Linked DNA regions of Homo sapiens: region 2 is linked to region 1. Evidence: read pairs that join two places in POLR2A ChIA-PET (ENCODE). Cell type or tissue: B cell. All regions are shown on one strand.

Region 1 (2,500 bases):
TTCTTAATCAGTTATTTGAAATACTTTAAAATTTTCAATATTCAATTCATAGCTTTTTTCTCTGTTTAGAAAATATTGTGTGTCTTTTTTGATGGAGAAGCAAATTAAACATTTGTCCTGAATTGAAAACCTGAAGATGTTTCCTATACCTTAGACATTGTAAGGTAGACATTTAAGTAAATTTAATTTCTCAGTCAGCCAGGCAGCTCTTAATCTCTGTCTTTATACCGAGTTTTTACCAGATGATCACTTTTAGTTTGTTTTTGTTTGCTTGCTTCTTTGTGGGGAAAGAAATACTAATTTTTTTTTTTTTTTTACCATATTTCCCTTATCTGCATGAATATAATTATCAGGAACTTTGTTCTTAAATGTAACTAAGTCATAAACAGTTCCCTACAAATTTAGGTTTAATAATGGATTCTTCTCAGATTGTATATAAGATCTTTTAGCTGTTGTTACTTTGGAAACATCACATTATGGAGTAGGTTTGTATTTAAAATAGTCACCCAACATAAGTTAAAAATACATAGTGATTCTGTGAATACTTTAGAATCATTAGGATATGTAGGTAATTTCATGTATAATGTTGCTCTACTAGAAAATTAGTTCTAGATAATTAGCATTTTTGTATACACTTAGTATAAAGTATTGGAAAAAATGCATTATTTAAAAAAATTACACCATTTGGAAATGTTTTCTGTAATCACATTTAAATAATATACTATTTGGGGTTTTGTAATAGTTTATTTTTTCGTTGGGCTTTTTTTTTTTGGCAACATAACATTCAGGTGTATAAGAGAACTCTGGTAATGAGAAGAATATGGAAACACTGAAGAAGAGTGAAAAACTTGTGTGAATGATGTTACCTGTTTATTTTTGTTTAAATTGAGTACACTTTTCTAATTGAAATCATAGGGCCATTTAGGGGTTATGTTAAACTTAGTTTCTTTGTAATAGACATGGTTTTTCATATTTTCACCCAAATCTTCAATTTGCACTTTTGAAAATAATTTTTTTGAGAGGGTCTTCTTCTGTCCCTTAGGCTGGAGTACAGTGGTTTGATCACAGCTCACTGCAGCCTCAACCTCCTGGGCTCAAGCGATCCTCCAATTTCAGCCTTCTGAGTAGATGGGATTATGGATGTGAGCCACCATGCTTGACTAATTTTTTTTTTTTTTTTGAGATGGAGTCTCGCTCTGTCGTCCATGCTGCAGTGTGGTGGTGCGATTTCTGCTCACTGCAAGCTTCGCCTCCCGGGTTCACACCATTCTCCTGCCTCAGCCTCCCAAGTAGTTGGGACTACAGGCGCCCGCCACCACGCCCAGTTAATTTTTTTGTATTTTTTAGTAGAGATGGGGTTTCACCGTGTTAGCCAGAATGGTCTCGATCTCCTGACCTCGTGATCCGCCCGCCTCGGCCCCCCAAAGTGCTGGGATTACAGGTGTGAGCCACCAAGCCCGGCCAACCTTACTAATTTTTTAAAAAATTTGTAAAGATGGGGTCTCGTTATGTTGTCCAGGCTAAATTTGCACCTTTAAAAAATTTATTACAAAACTTTGTTGTTGTTGTGTTTGTAGAGACGGTCTCACTGTGTGGCCCAGGCTGATTTGAATTCCTGGCCTCAAGTGATCCTTTTGCTTCAGCACCTCCATGGTGCTGGGATTACAGGTGTGAGCAGTGGCTGTATTCAGCTTAATTTGTAGTTATTTGAAGTTACACAAATTGAGATTTCCAAATACAGTAACATTTTTCTATGTTTGTTAGAATTATCCTTTGTAAAAGGCATCATTTAGGTTATTCAATAAATTAGTCTAGAAAGTTATTAATTTCCAAATATCACATGAAGTCTGTTGTTCAGTAGTGGAGTTAAAATTTAAAAAATTGTTTTCAGAGATGGGATCTTGCTATGATGCCCAGGCTGAGCTTGAACTCCTAGGCTCAAGTGATCCTCCCATCTCAGCTTCTCCAGTAGCTGGGACTGCAGTAATGGGTTAAATTTTTTGTTTCCATTAGCGGGTTTTTTATTAAAAACTTAATGAGTAAGTGAATGAGATGTTTATAGGCCATTTTGCTGTATTAAAATATGTTGACTATGGCAGGCATGGTGGCTCACACCTGCAATCTCAGCACTTTGGAAGGCCAAGGCAGGAGGATCCCTTGAGCTGAGGATTTCGGGAACAGCCTGCACAACATAGCAAGATCCCTGTCTCTACCAAAAAAAATTCAAAAATTATCCAGGTGTGGTGGTGCGCAGCTATAGTGCCAGCTACTTCTGGAGGTGAGACGGGAGGATCATTTGAGCTTCGGAGGTCGAGACTGTAGTAAGCCATGATTGTACCACTGCACTCCAGGTGGAGAGACAAAGCGATTTTTCTGTCTCAAAAAAAAAAATTGAGTAAATTCAGAGGGGAATGTTTAACATTCTTCTTTTAACATTATAGTTTTAAAATGAGCCAACTACTAAATTGTGTGCTCAAGATACATCTTTTCTTTCATAAAT
Region 2 (2,500 bases), 350 kb after region 1:
TTTTGGTTTTTTTTTTTGAGACAGGGTCTTGCTTTGTCCAGTATAGTGGCATGATCATGGCTCACTGCAGCCTTGGCCTCCTAGACTCAAAACAATCGTTCAGCCTCAGCCTCCTGAGTAGCTGGGACTACAGGCATGTGCCACTATGCCCAGCTAATTTTTTATTTTTTGTAGAGACAGAGTCTCACTATGTTGTCTAGGCTGGTCTTGAACTCCTGGGTGCAAGTAATCCTTCTGCCTCAACCTCCCAAAGTGCTGGGATTATAGGTATGAGCCACCACGCCTGGCCCTATAATTTTCTGATTTCCTTTTTTTCACTCTTTTTATTATTATTTTTTGAGATGGAGTTTCACTCTCGTTGCCCAGGCTGGAGTGCAGTGGCACGATCTCGGCTCCCTGCAACCTCCGCCTCCCAGGTTCAAGTGGTTCTCCTGCCTCAGCCTCCTGAGGAGCTGGGATTACAGGTGCCCACAACCACGCCCGGCTAATTTTTTTTTTTTTTAGTAGAGACGGGGTTTCACCATGTTGGCCAGGCTTGTCTCAAATTCCTGACCTCAAGTGATCTGCCTGCCTCGGCCTCCCAGAGTGATGGGATTAGGGGCGTGATCCCACCATGCCCAGCCTTTTCTCTCATTTTGACAATATCTGTAAGGCCAGCAGAGAAATACTGGTAGTAGCCAGGCACGGTGGCTCACGCCTGTAATTCCAACACTTTGGGAGGCTAGGTCAGGAGATCGAGACCATCCTGTCTAACACGGTGAAACCCCATCTCTACTAAAAATACAAAAAAAATTAGCTGGGCCTAGTGGCGGGCGCCTGTAGTCCCAGCTACTCGGGAGGCTGAGGCAGGAGAATGGCGTGAACCGTGGAGGCGGAGCTTGCAGTGAGCCGAGATCGCGCCACTGCACTCTACCCTGGACGACAGAGCGAGACTCCATCTTAAAAAAAAAAAAGAAATACTGGTAGTAATAACTACAACTTCTCATAATATTATTTTTATTTATAAATGGAGCATATTATTGTCATTTTTATATTCCTTCATTGTGATGTGCTTATTACCAATTTAGGATTTTTGAAACAAAATTTGAGTTTTCATTATAAAGTGATATTAAAATTCAGTATATGAGAAATACCCTGTTATTGTAACAAAGTGTAACAGACTCTTGGGGAAAAAAAGAATTAATAGTGACTCATATATGTTGAGCTGTCACAATGCCCTAAAGTTAGGTATCCTTATTTACAGGCTGGGAAGGTGAGGTTTAGAGAGGATAAGTAATTACCCACTATTTCCAGCTAGTTTGTGGGAGAGCCAGGATTTGAACCTAGGGAATATGGGGAATATTTGAACCTATGGAATATGGCTCCAGAGCACATGCTGTTACTCATCAACCACATTATCTTTCAATAATTATTTTGTAAATCACAGCAATGCTAAACTTCAATGTGTTTCCTGCCTGAAAGTGTTACTACTTTTTGTGCATGTACATCCTTACAAAGAGTACAAAATTGTTAGCACACTGTTTGGCTTTTTTTTTTTTTTTTTTTGAGACAGAGTTTCACTCTTGTTAACCAGGCTAGAGTGCAATGGCACTATCTCGGCTTGCTGCAACATCTGCCTCCTGGGTTCAAGCAATTCTCCTGTCTCAAGCCTCCCGAGTAGCTGGGATTACAGGCATGTGCCACCACGCCCGGCTAATTTTGTATTTTTAGTAGAGACGGAGTTTCTCCATGTTGGTCAGGCTGGTCTCGAACTCCCGACCTCAGGTGATCCGCCCACCTCGGCCTCCCAAAGTGCTGAGATTACAGGCGTGAGCCACCATCCCTGGCCTGTTTGGCATTTTTAATAATTTTGCAGATGGATTATTCAGTCATTTTATAGCTAGAAAACTTTGAAAATAAATGAATATGGCTATGTCATTCAGAATTTTTCTAAGGAAAATTATATTGGTGTGGCTTTATAAATAGTATTGATAATAGGCTTGATTTTTAAAACTTTTTTTTTGAAGCAGAGTCTTGCTCTGTCACCCAGGCTGGAGTGCAGTGGCAGGATCCTGGCTTACTGCAACTCCTGCCTCCCCAGTTCAAGCAATTCTTGTGCCTCAGCCTCCTAAGTAGCTAGGATTACAGGCATATGCCACCACACCCAGCTAATATTTGTATTTTTAGTAGAGACAGAGTTTCACTATGTGGGCCGGGCTGGTCTTGAACTCCTGACCTCAAGTGATCTGCACATCTTAGCCTTCCAAATGCTAGGATTATAGGCGTGAGCCACTGCGCCTGGCAAAACTTTTTATTATTAGCAATTATCAGACAAATATGGTAGCAGAAAGAATGGAATAAGCTTAAATGTATGCATAAGTCAGTGACAACAGATATTTTATTTTATCCATAAATACTTCAGTATGTATCTCTAAAAGATGAGGACTCCTTTTTTTTTTTTTAAACATTACCCCCTACCCCTATACACATAGAGGAACCCATAACCATAATTCTTTATTAT

What was found. ChIA-PET counts read pairs that join two places held together with the same protein. Peaks named below come from ENCODE experiments on the same cell type or tissue, not always from the same donor. Only the 100,000 strongest peaks of a DNase experiment are listed, where the experiment ranks them.
Region 2: POLR2A ChIA-PET joins it to region 1 with 5 read pairs; 8 of 35 experiments call an interaction of 5 or more read pairs at or near these places.

What each region holds. Positions count from the first base shown.
Region 1 is chr2:55,611,626-55,614,125 of GRCh38, reverse strand. All of the region lies in intron 2 of PPP4R3B (protein phosphatase 4 regulatory subunit 3B), which reads left to right. Among named protein-coding and RNA genes, the nearest start is that of PPP4R3B, 4.7 kb to the left of the region's middle. In B cell, no CTCF peak of the experiment used is centred here; no DNase peak of the experiment used is centred here; H3K27ac peaks cover 403 bases.
Region 2 is chr2:55,259,446-55,261,945 of GRCh38, reverse strand. The region is part of intron 5 of MTIF2 (mitochondrial translational initiation factor 2); the gene reads left to right. Among named protein-coding and RNA genes, the nearest start is that of MTIF2, 8.5 kb to the left of the region's middle. In B cell, no CTCF peak of the experiment used is centred here; no DNase peak of the experiment used is centred here.